Regions from separate parts of the Homo sapiens genome. Here regions 2 and 3 are each linked to region 1. Evidence: chromatin loops called from intact Hi-C (ENCODE). Cell type or tissue: gastrocnemius medialis. All regions are shown on one strand. Each heading gives the region's core, and the rest is flanking DNA. Links, peaks and the distances in the headings are about the cores only. Region 1 overlaps LOC105372836 (a long non-coding RNA gene). Region 2 overlaps ADARB1 (adenosine deaminase RNA specific B1). Region 3 overlaps SLX9 (SLX9 ribosome biogenesis factor).

Evidence for each region. Hi-C counts contacts between places; a loop is a spot of excess contacts. Peaks named below come from ENCODE experiments on the same cell type or tissue, not always from the same donor. Only the 100,000 strongest peaks of a DNase experiment are listed, where the experiment ranks them.
Region 2: a loop joins it to region 1, with 5 times the contacts of the local background. A loop is called at or near these places in 5 of 110 quality-filtered maps.
Region 3: it touches region 1 in a loop (6-fold over the local background); 9 of 110 quality-filtered maps call a loop at or near these places.

Annotation. Positions count from the first base shown.
Region 1 is chr21:45,046,840-45,052,830 of GRCh38, reverse strand. LOC105372836 (a long non-coding RNA gene) reads left to right here. Exons shown (of 5, transcript XR_937796.3): 5 at 1-3,425. Among named protein-coding and RNA genes, the nearest start is that of ADARB1, 25 kb to the left of the region's middle. RefSeq lists enhancers at 346-977, 978-1,611, 1,547-2,746. In gastrocnemius medialis, for the core only: no CTCF peak of the experiment used is centred there; DNase peaks (open chromatin) are centred at 500, 1,880, 2,260, 2,980 and 4 weaker places; H3K4me3 peaks cover 1,399 bases; H3K27ac peaks cover 3,920 bases.
Region 2 is chr21:45,132,499-45,138,489 of GRCh38, reverse strand. The region is part of intron 2 of ADARB1 (adenosine deaminase RNA specific B1); the gene reads right to left. Among named protein-coding and RNA genes, the nearest start is that of ADARB1, 61 kb to the right of the region's middle. RefSeq lists enhancers at 3,976-4,476, 4,477-4,977. In gastrocnemius medialis, for the core only: CTCF peaks have their summits at 1,021 and 1,220 (motif pointing right); DNase peaks (open chromatin) are centred at 1,209, 1,796, 2,469 and 3,169; H3K27ac peaks cover 3,130 bases.
Region 3 is chr21:44,949,575-44,955,565 of GRCh38, reverse strand. All of the region lies in intron 2 of SLX9 (SLX9 ribosome biogenesis factor), which reads right to left. Among named protein-coding and RNA genes, the nearest start is that of SLX9, 13 kb to the right of the region's middle. RefSeq lists enhancers at 2,545-3,495, 4,987-5,572, 5,883-5,991, 5,573-5,991. In gastrocnemius medialis, for the core only: no CTCF peak of the experiment used is centred there; a DNase peak (open chromatin) is centred at 2,725; H3K27ac peaks cover 2,765 bases.

The DNA of each region.
Region 1 (5,991 bases), core at 335-5,334:
GGACCCTGATGAAAGCAGAACTCATTCCTGCCAGCTCTGTGTGAGTGGAGCTCATGTTTATTTTTAAGAGACAGGGTCTCGCTCTGTCACCGAGGCTGGAGTGCAATGGTGCCATCATGGTTCACTGCAGCCTCCAACTTCTGGGCTCAAGCGATCCTCCCACCTCAGCCTCCTGACCAGCTAGGACTACAGACATATGCTACCACGCCCAGCTATTTTTTTTTTTTTAGAGATGGGATCTCACTATGTTGCCCAGGCTGGTCTCAAACTCCCAGGCTCAAGTGATCCTCCCGCCTCAGCCTCCCAAAGTGCTGGGATTACAGACGTGAGCCACTGTGCCCGGTGCAACCTAATGGCTTTTAAAGATGCCTGTGCTTACCTCAGCCAAGGGCCACGGTTGCACTGGAGTTCCTGGACACAGCCCTATCTGGTTACATGGCGGCTGCTTCAGGCTCCGGTCTGTTCCTGTGCTGGCTGCAGGGCCAAGCTGGCGTCTGAAGGACATTTCTTCATCGAATGGGCAGTCTCTGGAGGGTCCAATTTTCCTTCTAGGTTTTCCTTTCTTAGGACACTGTCCTTGCCAACCATTTCCTGCCACGGCTGGTGGTGGCCAAGTCCTCAGGGCCTCTCTGAATGCCCGGCTCCTGTTCCACTCACAATCCCCGGTGCAGGCCTCGCCTGGGAGCAGCGGCTTCTCAGAACATAAACCCCAGGGACGCTCTCAGGTGCCAGCTGTGTCTAGTGTGGCCTGTTTGGACCCCATGACTTGGAAAATTTTAAGAAGCACTTATAAACTATTAACCTGTGATTGTAGGTAATGAAACAACCAGAGGGCTTTATAAAATTAAGATCAAATTCTACCACAGAAGCATTTGAATTGGGCTCACTGCATGCCAGGCGCTGCTGTAAGCACTCTACCTGCATGTTCTCATTTGATCCTCAGCAACCCCAGGAGGCTGGCACGGTCACAGCTGCACTCATGGGCGAGCAGGTCTGTGAGCCAAGAGGTGGTGCCCCTCCCATGGCCACGCAGCGGTCGGGGGCCACACTGGTGGTTCCAGCCTGTCCCTGCTGCACCAGCAGGCACACTCGAGCCACAGGCCCACTGCCCCTCACATGCAGAGGGTAGCTGGTCTCCCCCAAGTCGGCTTGGCTTCTGACGATCGCTCTCGTGCTCCCTCCGGCCCTACCGTGGGGGCTTCATCTCACACAATGTCCAGAGTAAGGACCCAATGTTTACAGAGATGCGTGTGGAAAGCATGTCACAGTCAGAGTCCCAGGTACCCTCACGTCATTCCTGAGGGTACAGGAAGGAATCAGAACAAGAAGAAAAACCAACAGAAACAAAACAGTAACAACAAGCAAGCTACAAACCAAAGGCATATGCAGCGCACAAAGGGTTAACACCTTGACTGGTTCAAGAGCCAGAGATTAACATCACAAATAAAACTGCAAATTTAAAAAGATAACAAGATGCCATGTTTCATTATTGGATTAGCAAATACTAAAAAGAAAGCTATGCCCGGGGTGGGGGACGCTGGAGGACGTGGGGCCGGTCACTCACTCCCGCAGGATGCCCTGACGATGCCTGTCAGAAATCTTAAAAATGTGTGCAATGTCTTAAAATTTATCCTGTGGAGATAATAAGGGATACGCCCCCAGATAGATTCACAGCCTTTTTATAATAGCTGAGATCTGGACAACCTAAATGGCCAACACTACAGTATTACTCAATGACGTGTTTATTCAAACCATGGCATTCTACGCAGTATTAAAATGATCCAGCTCTTCACTTCCTGACCTTAAGAACTGCTAATGATATAATTGTTACATGAAAAAAACGTGCACAGTGCCTCGCGTGTCACGGGGTCAGATGTGCACAGCACAACGTGCGTGCGTAGTTTGGTCTGTCCACGTAGGTACAGGCATGAGTCATCACCTGTGTGATGTTTCTACGAGGGGCTTTTTCTTCTTTTTGCTTATTTTTCTTGTTTATATTTTTCTACAATGAATATGAGTAACCTATAGCAAAGTGTAAAACAGTGTGAGCAGTCTGTGTGCCATTTCCTCGACCTCTGCCCACTGGGAGCTGGGTCTGCAGCCTGGCTCCCGCCCCGTCCCCTGCCGAGCTCTGCTGAAGAGCAAAGCAGAATGTCCCTGAGGAGGGGGCCTCGCCAGCTCCTGCACTGGAGGAGCCTCTGAGTACATCGAACTGGAGTCTGAGCTGGTCACACAAGCCCCCGCTGAGCACCTGCCATGGGCTGGGACATCCTGGGGACGGAATGTTCTGGAACCACAGCAGTAGGTCAGATGGGAACTCTGGCACAGACGCCCCCTTTCCAGATTCTTGTCCAGATCCCAAGATGGATACAAAACATGGCAAGTATGAGCTGAGGCTTAGCAAAGCCACATAAATCCATCGCTGCTGCGAAAACAACTCGAATGACATGGTGTTGGGAACAAAAACCATACAAGAATTCCGCGTCTGGGAAGGGCCTTTCTAAAGTAGTTCTGGTTACAAAACAGAAGTGAGTATCATGAGGTGAACAGAAAAGGCAGAAATGTTAGTGAAATTTCAGGATACAGGAATGAAAGGAAGTCCTGTAACTTACTGAGTGGTTTAGGGAGGCCACCGTTATGACAGATAGATACGAACATGTGTCACGGCCCAAGTGTAAGAGAAGTGTGTTCATTTTTGGTGAGAGCAGGACAAGCAGGGCCTGGGTGGTGAAGCGGAGCTTGGGACATGGGAGGTTTGGGTGGGGGGAGTCTCTCCCCATGTGGCACCAAGGGGCCCAGGCTGAGGGAGCCTTCGCCATCTTCCTTCACAGGTGAATTTGAGGTCACCGGGGCTGCTCCCTGGCCCAGGCGGGGAGAGGCTGTGAGCCTCTCTGGAAGCAGGGGGAGCATTCCTCCTGCTCACGGTCCACTGGCTGGAGCCCAGCCAGGGCCCACCCAGCTGCAGCAGAGCCTGGATGGATCAAGGCGTGCCCAGGAACAAGAGAAGGGACACGTGTCGAAAGCAGAGAGCAGCATCGACCTGTGTTCATAGTTAACAGTTGACTATTTTGACACTTGAGAATGTTTCCTAGAATAAAAATGAGTAAGAAAAGGTTGAATTTGGCAAAGACATAAGGCATACATTCACGAGAGGTGCTCTCCTATGGACACAGCAGGTCACTTTAACTGCCTTAGAAATCTGGAAACAAGGAAATTCTGAGACCCACAAATCTGGCATTTATCAACCATCTTTTCTTTCAATGACAAATGTAGGTAGTATAATTATTTTATGAGCATACAGAGAAACATAACTTTAGACTCACAAATGACTGAAAAGTATTGATCTACGTGGTTCTTTTCAACCAAAATTAATGTAAATAATGTAAAAAAAAAAAGTTGAATTAAAGATTTATTTTCCAAAGAGATCTTTTGTAGCCGACATGGTGTATCTTTGAATGGCTTTTAATTTTTTTAAACAAAATTTCCTCTTTTTCTTCCAATGTGTTTTTTCTATTTTTTAAATGTTTTGATCCTCGTACAACTTGCTCTGACCATGCTTATTTTTCTAAGTTCTTGTGAAATCAAATGCTGTGTTTTCATTTTGTGCCCAAACAATGCGAACATTACCTTGACCAAGAAGTCTGCAGACTAATGTTCACCAGATGGGCTGGTGTCTGGCATTCTCTGCAGAACGTGTCCAAATCCTGCCCAGTTGGTCATGATACTTCCTAGAAACGGACTGGATGGGGGCGAGGTAGGGGAACCATCTGCCTCATGGTCCTTAACATCTAGAACTGGAGAGGATTCGAAGGAAGAAGAAAGCATCCCCCTCATCTGAGTTGCTTTGAAGGACATTAGATGCGAAATCCTAATCAGAAGGTGGTAAATTTAGCTTGCAAGCATGATAATTACTTTATTAGTTGATAATACTTTTCACCCAATATATGTTTAGTATGGAAAACCCCAAATAAGTTTTTAAACTGCGGCTATTGAATATGGAAATTCCCTTGCAAATGACTTCTCAGCAAATGAATATATGGTCTAGAGATGGGATATTTTAGGGGGTTACTTTCTTTAGATAGTGGAGTGCCTGGAGACCACAACCAGATCTGAGAACATCGCATCTTGGTTTTCGTGTAGCAGACAGCCAGTTTCTCAGACTTAGGACTTAAAAAATGTTGAAATGTATTCCACAGAAAAATCTTAAGTTGACCACTCAACCTCACATTGGCCTAAGAAACATTTTTAACGAAGACATAAAAGCAACTCTAAAATTCTATTTTACTGAGCTCTTCTGATAATATGATTATGCAATCACTAAATGGAAGTGGCTTTTTGCTATGGTTTCTGGCTACCCTGTCTTACCACTGTAGCTTTTGGATACAAAATTAAAAAGACCAGCCTGGAAGGGATGATGTCTATACTGGCAATATTTCTTACTGTCATCACGTTTTGTGTAAAACAAATACCTACTATTTTGAGAACAACTTTGGATATGTTTATTTTGGTTACAAAATTTAAACGATCGTTTTCTGAGTTTGATGCTGTTTTATTCTCCTATTTACTGAGCCCCATCGTGAGCGGAGCTGGGGGAGTGATATGGGAACCCAGCCTCCGCCGCTCCTCAGTCACCCTCACCCTTCTTAGTTCTTACCTGTCACTGTGAAGTTAACTTGCTTCACCAATTTTAAATAATATCTCTTAGCCCTGGCTGTAAAGATGAGGAAGTCAGCACCCTTTTCCTCCCCACCTACTTTCTTTCCTTTTGAGATGGAGTTTTGCCCTCGTTCCCCAGGCTGGAGCGCAGTAGCACGGTCTCAGCTCACTGCAACCTCTGCCTCCTGGGTTCAAGCGATTCTCCTGCCTCAGCCTCCTGAGTAGCTGGGATTACAGGTGCCCACCACCACGCCCAGCTAATTTTTGTACTTTTTAATAGAGCTGTGGTTTCGCCACGTTGGCCAGGCTGGTCTTGAACTCCTGACCTCAGGTAATCTGCTCGCCTCAGCCTCCCAAAGTGCTGGGATTACAGGCGTGAGCCACCGCACCCAGCTTCTCCCCACCTACTTTCTGCCTTTCACTCCAAACCGTGGTTAGCTTTATGATTTCTCTATGCTCAGAAATTTATCACTTTACATTCTTATAAATTCTTCCAGACACATTTATTCTAGCCTTAGTCCTATAGTTAGATTCAAAACTTACTGCTAGTGCTTCCAATAATGTTTTAAAATTCATTTCTTAGTTGGCTACAGTTTATCCTCTATCCCATAGGAATAATGTCACTGAGTTTTGCATGTCTGAAATGTTTGTCAGTTGCCTTCCATGTCTGTGACAGTTTAGCTGGTTATAATACTGGTGTTCACACTGTCTTTCACTAAGGATCTCCTAGGATGCTCCACGACCCTCTAGTACCATTGTCATTGTAAAGAAATCTGAGCCAGACTGGCTTTTCTCTTTACAACTGACATGATATTCAGTCATGCACATATTTAATCTCTTTTGATGGTCTTCCCTTTTGAGCATTTTCTCTTCAATTGCTTTTATAAAGAAAGGTCTTTGTTATGAAAGATATCAAAATATACGAGTACACAGAAATACACATGACACTTGCATGTATCCACCGCCCAGCCACCATGCTTAGTCACATTCCTCCACTCTTGCATTTTTTTGTTTGTTTGTTTTTGAGATAGAGTCTCCTGTATCACCCAGGCTGGAGTGCAGTGGCAGGATCTTGGCTCACCACAACCTCTGCCTCCCGGATTCAAGTAATTCTCCTGCCTCAGCCTCCCGAGTAGCTGGGATTACAGGCACACGTCACCACACCTGGCTAATTTTTGTGTTTTTAGTAGAGAAAGGGTTCCACCATGTTGGCCAGGCTGTTCTTGAACTCCTGACCTCAGGCAGCCTGCCGCCTCAGCCCCCCAACATGCTGGGATTACAAGTGTGAGCCACCATGCCCAGGCACTGTTGCATAATCTATGCCTTTACTTACTC
Region 2 (5,991 bases), core at 165-5,164, 86 kb before region 1:
ACAGAAGTGGTGTCTAAAGCTGCTGCTGCTGTACTGCAGCGATACTCACCCAGAGCCCTAAGATGGCTGAACTCTGGACTAGCTCTAGCAAACTCCTCCCTCTGGATTACTTACGACATAAGAAGTGCGTATATACATCCAAGGTGTGTAAGATACTGTGAGTCATGCTGTGACCTTCACCCAGAATCAATCCTAAATGATACAGGAAAAGAAGGTTGGAGAAACGTCACGGAGCTAAATCCTCCTCCATGTGAACTAACAGTGCACAGTTAATGTCTAAAGTTCATAAATCAAACAATAGCAAGTGCAGGATGCAGCCCTTTCTCTTGGTTAAGCTCCTATTATGTTGCATCTCTGTCACTTATAGCCAATCCTAATACTAATTAATATAGAAATACAAATATCTAAAATGCATTTTAAAAAATCAGTGATGCCACTGAGGAGGGCAAGAGCTATACTCTATCGCTTCTCATCAAAAGCCCTTCTAAGTTTGAGGGCATCACTCCCATAGAAATTGAAATTAAGCACAGGTCTGCCCTTTTCCTGCCCCCAGCAGGCCCAGCCTCTCCCTCCCCTCCAGCCCACCAGGCTTCTGGAGTCATATCCAGAGCCCCTCCTGCCTGGGGTGCCCACCTCCCATGCCATCTCCCTGGAAAACAAACCCAGCTTTCCAGACTTGCTGCAACCCTACATCCATGAACTCTCCTGCCCTGCCTCCTGGGCACACCTCCTTCCATCCCCACTTTCCTCACAGTGCCACCATCATCACAGGCTTCCTCCCCTCCACACCCACCAGGCTGTTCACATGCAGTGGGCAGAGACTGTATCTGAACCCTCAGAGCCTCAATCAGGGGCAAGGCAGAGGCCAAGCTCCATCACTGAACGCAGACATCCTCACACCGTCCTCTGAAGAGACTTCAAATGTTTTATTTTAAATCGGATTGATGGGCCTTCACACATCAGGGGACTGTTGGTCACTAAAGCACAAAGCTCCTGGCACACCCGAAGGGCCACCCACGTACCCTCAGACCAAGGAAGGGCAGCCAAGGGGCAGGAATGGCCAAGAGCCCCATCCCCACCACCAGCATGGCGATGGCGTAGGTTAAGAAGGGGGTCAGCAGTCATCAGTCTTCCAGAACTCTCGACATATCAGGATCACAAGCGGCTGCAGGCTGGAACCTCAGCCTCCAGCACCTTACACAGGGGAATCTGCCCACAAGAGGGAGCTGCTGTGTCACTCCGAGTCCCTCCATGTAGAAAAAGCCTTTGGGAACTACTGAACAGAAGTAAATTCAGATTGTCCTGGATCTACACGTGAATCTTCTCACTTCTTGCCTTTTACACACACACCAGTCTTCAAGGTCTGGATTCATTACTTTTAGTTTAGTCATGCTCAGAGCACAGCAAAGCTAAAAGAAAATTACCAATTTCTAAGAACTTCAGATATTTATGATTTTACACCCAACAGTGTGTATTTTGTTAAATTCTTATCTATTCAAGTCATACTTCTGTGGTTAATTGTGTACTTCTTCAGAACCTTAAAGCCACATATAAACTGGGAATCCAACCACTTCTTAGGAATTTTTTTAACTTGATGCTGTTTAAACCAAGCTTTACTCAGATTATTTTTTAAGTAGAAAACAATCCCAAGTCACAAACTCCCTTGTTCCACACCTACCTACCAGTGTCCCTGGCCCCTGTGGACACCAGCTGGGGGCGGGATTCTCCCTGCAGCGCACACACCAAGCAACCTGGGGGAGAGCGGCAGGGTGCCTCCTCTGGGTGCGGGGACACCCCTGCTCTCCCAGCAGCCGCTGGCTGGTGGGGCAGCTCTACTGTTTTCTACCCCCGCCAGCTGTCCCCACAGGACTGGTCTGTCCCCACATTTGTCCCCAGGCCTCGGTCAGTGCCTCCCCACAGGGGCTCAGTACATGTTTGTTGTTAAAGGAATGATTCTCTCTTGAGCGCTGCTACAGGTTCTGAAACATGGTGCCGGGCGTAGCAAACATCACGACTCCACAGCCCACTTCACAAGCAGCAGTTCCACTTGTCTGCACCACTTGACGTTATTTTCCCTAAATCTGGTGTATCTGTAGTTCTTCCCTGTCATCTCAGCTTAGGCTGAGGCCCCAGGTCTGAGGAAGAAGAATGCTAAGGGTCCACATGTTTTTAAGAGCAGGGTCTCCCCACCCATCATGTAGAGCTTGCTGGAAGCCTGGAAAGCCTGCCCTGCTGTCCCTCACTCATTCCCGCACGAGGGCACCTGACAGGAGGCCAGAACCAGAGCTCAGAGACAGTGGACCTGTCCTAAGAGAGCGAGTCCTCACAGCAGCTGGCCACCAAGAAGGGGAGGGAGTTCGTGGTCCTCCACTCCTTCCCCTGGTTTTACTCCCCTCCCTCCGATCCCTCTGATCCCTCCCACCCCCATGGGCCCAGGGACACCACAGGATGAACACAGGCGCATATGACTCACATTGTGTCCCTGCTCTGATGCTGCCTAGTCCCGTGGCTGCTGGCGGCCTCTAAAATTAGAAGGGTCTTTGGAAAGGGGCTGTGCATGGTCAGATTTTCAGGACAGCACTCAGCTTCACCCACCCCCATCACAGAGGACCCACCGGGGAGGGTGAGGGGCAGCACAGTCTCCACTGGGCCCACCTGCAGTCCAGGACCACAGGACCCACAGAGGGCCCTCTTGACTGTGGCCACACCTTTCTGCTGACATTCTACACTTCATATGTTTTTTTTCCAATTTTTCTAATACATTTCGAAATGTGGATGGCAGACTTGTCAGTTCCAGAAAGCCTTTCTCGCACTCTGCCTTCATCTTCTGAGGCCTCACTTTGCTTTTCGACCTAAATTAGGTCCTGTCTCTTCTAGTCTTTCTGCTTCATTAGGGGCTACTCTGTCTATCTACCGCTCACGGTTTTGAGGTCACCAACTCAGGACCCCGTATCTGTATGCACTGACAGGCAGGCAGCACACAGTGGTCCTGCTGAAAGCAGCAGTTTGGTCTTTTCCTCTTAAATCACTGAGTCCTCTGAGATTCCCTGGAAGGAGATATTCTCCACCTGTTTATGGTTTTAACTCCCCTCAGTATGCAGCCACACTAAGGGGTGCCAGGAGGATGCAGACAGCTGACAGTTGTTGTCATTCTGGCAGGCCGGTCAGCACACGGAGTGTGGAGGCCTCTGCCAAGGAACAGGGCGGAGGGCTCTCTCTGCCCTGTGGGTTTGAATGCAGCCAAAGCATCTTGGGATCTGGAAATCCTACCCAGCACACAGTCCTCCATGAGAACTTCCAATTCCAGAATTAGTAGAACTGGCAATCCAGACAAGGCCCCATCAGCAAGCAGGCCCCTTAGAGCAGGTCTGCCCATTTCTATAAACCTTTGGCTTTGCAGACCACTTATGGTCTCTGTTGCAGATTCTTCCTTTTCTGTTTGTTTTATAACTCCTTAAAAATGTAAAAACCATCCTTAGCTTTCAGGTCCCAGAATCTGCTCACAGGCTACAGCCTGCCAGTCCCTGCCCCAGGAGACCCACCTGGGCATCTGCAGAGGTGGCTCTGCCCAGGCAGCAGGGGACTCACCCAGCTGTCAACGGCAGCCAGGGGTGTGGTGCTGGGTGCCCCTGACCACAAATGCCATCACCCACTGACCTGGCTGGCAAGGCGTCTTCATCCTCGGGATCTTCATCACTCATGGGCCTGGCCTCTAGGGGGTCCTCAATGCTCGCTGGATGAATGAGGGTGTGCTCATTGGCCATTTCAATTTCATCTTGTGTAAAAAAAAAAAAAAAAAATCTGTGCAAGTCTTTTGCCCCAAATTCTACTGTACTGCCTTGTCCATAGGGATCTGTAGGATTCTTCATGTACTATGGACCCTGAACACTAAGCCACGCCTCTGTCAGGCATATGCCTCTGCTGGGCGCACACACCTCTGCCAGGTGCACACACCCATGTCAGACACACACACACGTCAGGCACACACACCCCGAGTGTACGTACCCCTGCCGGGCGCTCACACACCCATGTCAGACACACTCCTGTCAGGCGCACACACCCGTCGGGCGCACACACCACTGTCGGGCACACACACCCATCGGGCGCACACACCACTGTCGGGCACACACCCCCGTCGGGCGCACACACCACTGTCGGGCACACACCCGGCGGGCGCACACACCACTGTCGGGCACACACCCCCGTCGGGTGCACACACCACTGTCGGGCACACACCACTGTCGGGCACACACCCGGCGGGCGCACACACCACTGTCGGGCACACACACCCATCGGGCGCACACACCACTGTTGGGCACACACCCAGCGGGCGCACACACCACTGTCGGGCACACACCCCCGTCGGGCGCACACACCACTGTCGGGCACACACCACTGTCGGGCACACACCCGGCGGGCGCACACACCACTGTCGGGCACACACACCCATCGGGCGCACACACCACTGTCGGGCACACACACCCGTCGGGCGCACACACCAGTCGGGCACACACCCCCGTCGGGCGCACACACCACTGTCGGGCACACACCCCCGTCGGGCGCACACACCACTGTCGGGCACACACCCCCGTCGGGCGCACACACCACTGTCGGGCACACACCCCCGTCGGGCGCACACCCGGCGGGCGCACACACCACTGTCGGGCACACACACCCATCGGGCGCACACACCACTGTCGGGCACACACACCCATCGGGCGCACACACCGTCGGGCACACACCCGGTGGGCGCACACACCACTGTCGAGCATACACCCATCGGTCGCACACACCGTCGGGCACACACCTCTTTCAGGTACACACCTGTCAGGTACAGGTAAGACAAATTCTTTTCTCAGTCAGTGCAGTGTTAGCATCCTGCCCCTGGGGTACACACCTTGTACACTCCCCTGCCTTGCAGGCGGGAGGAACTGTGAACATGATGGGATATAGTGTTACATAAGGCAAAGGTGAAGGGATTTTACAGATGCAATTAAGGCATCTCATCAGCTGACTGAGTTCATCAAAAGGGAGATTTTCCTGGGTGGGCCTGGCCTGATCAGGTAAACCCCTGAAGGATGAGAGAAGTCAGAGAGGAAAGGAAGAGGGGAGACCCTGCCTATACGCCTTGAGAGGCAAACTGCCATGCTGGGAAGAGGGCCACAGGGCAGGGGCTATGGGCAGTCTCCAGGAGCCAAGCGCCACAGGCCTATGGTCACAAGGAACTGAGCTCTGCCAAGAGCCAGTGGGCCTGAAGAGGACCCTCAGTCAGAAGCAACGGCAGCCCCTGCTCAATACAGGCACCTTAACTCCTGACACTTCAAGGAACAGAATCAGGGGCTCAGGCTTCTGAACAGAGGCTGACACCCCTTCGACAACTGTCCGATTCCACCAGGGAAACGAGCCAGGCTCACCAGGGCTTTGCGCCCAGAAGCACATGACTGTGAAAACTTGACAGATGAGCCGCCACCCAGCAGACAGGAAGGAAGGAAGACTGGAGGAGCTGGCAGGGAAACGCTGACTGTGGCTTTGGAAGATTGTCGGTATTTTCTTTTATGGTGTATTTTCTAATGTGCGCTCAAAGAAGCCCCTTCTCTTTCTTCTTCGTCTATCTCTAGCCCTAAATCCAGTAGACTCTGCTTTCAAAGCTGAAATAAAACACTCTCTAGGTAACATCTTACTCTCCTGAACTTTCAGAATTCAGGAACACTCATGCTAAGACACTTTACTCTTCCTGACAATGGAGTTTACTGCATAGGTTCAGTAAGAATTTGTCCTCCTTTTTACTTGGATGTAACCGGACAAAAAAAATGTGCCACCAACCCCACATCTGGAGTGTCACATCTGAAAGTGAATCCCTCACATCCCCTAAGCCCACCCACAGGAAGGATCTGTGCCCTGGGGAGCCAGTGCCCACCCAGCCCCCACAAGGTAGCAGGCCTGGTCCCTGTTCTATAACTTATGGGGGCCCAGAAAATTGTGAGGGCCTCA
Region 3 (5,991 bases), core at 358-5,357, 97 kb after region 1:
CCAGCCTGGGTGACAGAGCAAGACACTGACTCACAAAAAAAAAGAAAGGAGCAGACAGACCAAGTCTGCAGTGGGGAGGCTGTCACTTAACGGTAGTTGGCATTGAGTTTTTCATGGTATCTATCATGTGCCACTTTGCACAACTTCACGTAGAGGCAGTGCTGCAGGAATAAGCTGGAGAAAGCACAGCTTTCCCTCGGAGCGCTGGTGGGCGAGCATGTGAGGGGGTGGTGCACGTGCCCAGCACCGCGGCAGCGGGGAGAAGCGGCAGGAGCACAGGGGACTAGGAGTGGGGAAGCGGGAGGGCCCCTGTCTCTCTCTGTTTTCCAAGCTTTCTTACTTCTTTTTTTTTTTTTTTGAGACAAAGTCCCACTCTGTCGCCCAGGCTGGAGCGCAGTGGCACGATCTTGCAATCTCTGCCTTCTGGGTTCAAGCCATTCTCCTGCCTCAGCCTCCGGAGCAGCTGGAATTACAGGCACACACCACCACACCCAGCTAATTTTTGTATTTTTAGTAGAGACGGGGTCTTTCATGATGTTGGCCAGCCTGGTCTCAAACTCCTGACCTCAAGTGATCCACCTGCCTCTGCCTCCCAAAGTGCTGGGACTGCAGGTGTGAGCCACCGTCCCCGGCCTCTTCCTTCTTTATACTACATGTTTGTCATTAGGTGTCCATTTTAAAGAAAAACCCAAAGACCTTTTTAAAAATTGGTAACAAATTGTCCTGGTCAAAGACAGTGTCCTGGAACAAAACTGGAACAAACCAGGCACCGCCATCCAGGGTCCGCATCGGCAGACACCCCCCGCCGAGGTTTGTGGCGAGGAAAGTACCAGCAGCACCGCAGAGAAGAGCAGTCACAGCCAAGAGCGCCTGGGGGGTGGCACTACCCAGGGACACTGAGACGCAGAGCACCAAGGTGACGCTACTGTGCTGAGGAGCCCAGGCTGCAGGGCCGGAGGACGTTTCCACCACTGGGCCCTGTGCCCACCTCCGCAGTCCTGAGGAAAGGCAAACGGCTCACCTCGACTCCCTTCTCCCAGGACCTGAGGGTGGACATTCAAAACCACAGACAAACCTGCCGACGGCCGGAGCTCCCAAAGTGCTGCATCGGGCAGCCCCCACCCTCCAGCCAACACCATCCACCCCAGCCAGGGGTTCGACATTCCTCCCGAGAGAAGGTGGCCTGGGAGACGGGGCCCCTGAGAGAAGGGTACCCAGGAGCACTGGAGACAGCCTGTGCACGGCACCCACACAACGCTCGGCCCCTCTGCTCCCCTCAGCAACCCACCGGCCAGAAGACGCAGAGTCCACGGGATCTGGCCTTGCAAGTGTCATGGAGCTGATACAAACAAGAAACGTGGACTCCAAACCCCACAGGATTCTCTCCACAGACACAGCAGCAGGCTCCTGGCACACTCCACACCCACCCCCAGTGTTAGCTCACCCCACAAGGACCCTCCAGAACCCCAAGGGCAGTGCAGCCAATGGTGGATGTAGCATGTGCCCCGGGAGCAGCGTGGCTTCTTGCTGTCCTGTGAGCTCCCAGCCAGGGTAACAAGGCAAGAGAAACACGTCAAAGGCCTAAGAATGGAGAAGCAAGAGACAGAACCACCGCCGTCCCCATACATGGCATGGTCATGATGCAGAAAATGCCAAAGGATCAACAGCTACTGGGACTGAGGGCTTCAGCAAGGCCTTGGGGTGCGGCCGAGGTTTGCAGCGAGGAAAGTACCAGCAGCACCGCAGGGAAGAGCAGTCATGGCCAAGAGCTCCCCGGGGGGTGGCACGACCCAGGGACGCTGAATGCAGAGCGCCAAGGTCACGCTACTGCACTGAGGAACCCAGGCTGCGGGGCCAGAGGGCACTCCTGGCCTCCTGAGCCACACCTGGCCTGTGTCCTCAGCATCTGCCCAAACTACCCCATCCCACCTGGAAAGGAAGAAGCCCCAGAGAACTGCTTCAGTCCTAAGTCAACACAGGACAGGCTCCCGAGGCCCGGATGCAGGGCCCCACCGCCGGGGATGGTGCAGGACAGGCTCCCGAGGCCCGGATGCAGGGCCCCACCGCCGGGGATGGTGCAGGACAGGCTCCCGAGGCCCGGACGCAGGGCCCCACCGCCGGGGATGGTGCCCGAGGGAGTGGCTGTGCTGCTCACCTAGAGGCGTCCTGCTCTGGGAGGTACAGCCACTCGCAGCTCTTGGTGGGTTCAGCTAGTCTGGGGGCCCCACCTAGGGAACCTCGCAAGACAGCCTCCACGACCTGCCTACACCTCAGACAAGCACACATCAGAAAACCACAGTGCCCAGGGCCCCTGAACATGACAGGCCGGCCACGCGCCCACAGAGGAAGGGATAGCCCTGTAGCCGGGGGGCACTCGCTGCCACCTCCCATGAGGAGTAGTGTCTGAGGAGTGAATGAGGAGAGCCTGCTGCACAGGCTCGGCCTGGGCCTTGCCAGGCGGGGTCTGGAAAACACACCAGGTGGGATGCCAAGGGGGAGGCTGCCAGAGGCAGGGCCCTGGGGACCTCCTAGTCTCAGGATGGCACCTGCAAGTCAGAATGAGTGCCACACCCAGAATACAGTGGCACCTGGGGCCCCAGCCCTTCCCTGCTCACCCCTAAGTTTCCATTTGAAAACACTCAGCTGCCCTCCCACCCCAGCTGTCGATGAGGACAGTGACGTGCAGATGGCCTCAGCAGGATGCTGCCAGCCAGGCCCCACCAACCGAACATGTCAAGAACCTTAAATAGCTCCAGCCACCGAGCTCCAAGTGCCAGGTTCAGAAATAGCAACCCACATGCTCAGACACTGCCCCGCCGTCTCCTAGGCAGGGGGGCGCCCGGAGCACATGACACGGACACCCACATAGCAGCACCCCAAACGAGGGAGGGTCCCGTGGGGCCACACAACCCCAACTGTCCACCCAGCCAAAAGACCTCTGCTGGGCGTGGGGCCACATAACCCCAACTGTCCACTCGGCCAAAAGACCTCTGCTGGGCACAGCATCCCCCATGGGAGGGCGGTCCTGAAGCAGCTGGGGCCAGACCTGCAGGGGAGAAGGAGGGCCCTGGGGCCAACCTTCTGGTGATGGAAGGCGGCCCCGGGAATCCCCAGGCCAGGCCCAAGGTGATCAGGCCACACACTCTGATGTGAAAGTTCCAGAAACAACTTAAACATCAGCCCTGACAGCAGACAGCTCTGATGAGGAGGAGTCACTCCCTGAGTGGCCAGGGAAGCTGCCGATTGCTGTCTGGCAAATAGAAAAAGGCAGTGGCTGAGCTTCCCGGGGGCGAGCAGCGCAAGCCCAAGACAGCGGCCCAGGGACCTCGGCAAGCCGGTGAGATCCAGACTTGCACGGCCCACAAAGGCCTGAGTGAACCTGAGTGAACAGGAGCCAGGCCATGAGACACAGGCACAGAAGAGGCTGGCCAAGCCCAGAGGAATCTTCTCCTGTGTGTTCTGCTGCTGCTGTGTGTTTAAACCATTTTTAAGGCCTTTAAATCAAACCGGCGACTTTAATCCGATGAAGGCTTAGCCTGCTGCACTGTGCCCACGACACGTGTACCCAGTCGCCGCCACGTGCTCCAGGACAGGGACCAGGTGGAGTCACCGTGATCCTCAGGCACAGGTGCAGCCCACACCCGCCTGGGCCAGTCTCTGTGCTCAAAGTTCTATGAGGATAAACCCACACACGACGGGCGAACCCTGCTCGGACAAAGAGCAGCAAGGGCTCCTGAAGACACTGCTAGCTAAGGGCCTTTCCTGAGATGCCCCGCCCCGGTTAGTGATTGGCACGTGCAGCAGGCCTGGGCGAGAACACCTGTAGGCGAGAGATGGTGCCCACACAGTGCCCTCGGGCAGTGAGAGATGGTGCCCACACAGCGCGCTCGGGCGGCTCCGGGGGCAGGGCCTGGCTTTTATCTCCCAATGTTGCGTATTTGTCTATTCTGCAATGTGTGCATACGCGCTGCTTTCTCAATCATGAAATGTTATTTTCTACAGAAGTAATTTTAGGTAAAAGTTGATCCCTAACCTTCAAGTCTCAGCCACAGGCATGACAGTGAGTGAGGCACGGTGGGCAAAGACGCGGCCGTTCGCCCCGTGCGCTGAGGACTCAGCCCCTGGATCCAGATGGTAGAGCTGGGACTTGAACAGGACCGGCAAGGGCCACATCCACAGCCTGTCCCCCTGCTTCCTCCCAGGCTGTGCAGCAAGCCAGGGCCATCCATGCCCACTTTCCCTGCCTCTCTCCTACCTCCCTGCGCGATGCTGCAAGATGTTGGTCCCTTGGATGGCTGTGGGCTTCAGCGCCACCAGGAGATGGGAGCCTCCTCTGCGCCCAGTATGGCAGCAGCCACGGTTTCATCTCAACCTGAGTGAACAGGAGCCAGGCCATGAGACACAGGCACAGAAGAGGCTGGCCAAGCCCAGAGGAATCTTCTCCTGTGTGTTCTGCTGCTGCTGTGTGTTTAAACCATTTTTAAGGCCTTTAAATCAAACCGGCGACTTTAATCCGATGAAGGCTTAGCCTGCTGCACTGTGCCCACGACACGTGTACCCAGTCGCCGCCACGTGCTCCAGGACAGGGACCAGGTGGAGTCACCGTGATCCTCAGGCACAGGTGCAGCCCACACCCGCCTGGGCCAGTCTCTGTGCTCAAAGTTCTATGAGGATAAACCCACAGCAGTTCTACAGCAGCCCCCCGACACCCCCCTTTCGCAGATGAAGGAGCTGATCGCAGAAACCCTGAGGACGCCGGCAAGGAGGTGCAGGAGGCTAGAACCCCAGAGGCCCTGGCTGGCTCCTGACTCCCACTAAGATGGGAGGAAACAGCACTATGTCTGGTCCAAGTCAAATGCCTCAGCATGGCACCATGTGACTGCGTGACCATGGGCCTGAGAAGCGCCACCAACAGGGCCACGCTCCCAGCCGGACTGGCATAGGCCACACCTCCGACCCCTGGTCTAGCGTCTCAACAACATGTGGCTCACAAGGATGCCTGGCTTAAGAAACAAGTCATTGGGCTCCCAACATACCGGCTGGCACGGCCACACTCTCTGCAGGAGCGCAGGTAAGAAGGCGCACCACTCCCAGCCGCCGCACCACGCAGCCAAGGCAGGTGACGCACAGGGAGCTGCGGCCAAGCCGAGGCCATCTGACCCCAAGCCTCGCTTCCACAGAGCCATCTCCATGTAACCTCCCCGTCAGTTTGTTCTTATTTTAACTTGGGAGTAGATATAAGCAACAAGTACATTCTGCATGGTTTCCTGTCATACCCTTGACTTCACAACTGTAAAAAAAGGTCTTAAAAAAGGGATTTTTTTTTTTTGAGATACTGGAAAATAGCAGAAAATGAGCTCATTCTGTTTTCAGGCAGGCACCTGGGACTCAAGCCCAGAGACACAGGCAGGGTGGGGCAAGGCTCATTTTCTGCCATTTTCCAGTTATCTTAAAAAAAAAAAAAATCCCTGAAGACAACCCTGTAACCCCAGAGTCTGTACTGTCTGATGAGGAGCTGGGACTTCCCAAGTCTCCGCTGTGCAAGGCAGGAGGGAGAGCCTGCGTCTCTATCCCGGGACTGTCCCACACCTGGGCTGACCTGACAAGGACACAGCTCTGCTGCCCTCTGCTGGCCAGATCACCAGGGCAGAGGGACGGCCAGGAAGCCAAGGTCGCGCCCTCCACCGCAGGTCCCTCCACCGCAGGTGCCTGGGGGTGGAGTGGGGTCTAAGCAGGTACAATCACCTGGGCAGCGCTCTGTGCTGACCGGGAGAGCCAGCCCTGCCCAAGGGCTGGGTGCAGGAGCTTGGGATGTCCTTGCACCACAGCCTGGTGGCCTCGTCACCCAGTCCAACACGCCTGCAGACGCAGACGTGTTCCACTGACAGCAGCAGCAGGTCGTACACAGCCGGAAGGCGCAGGCAGAAGCGGCAGGAGTGGCTGCCGGAGCAGCAATGGCGGCGGTGGGTGCCCTGTGCCCGGCGTCTAAGA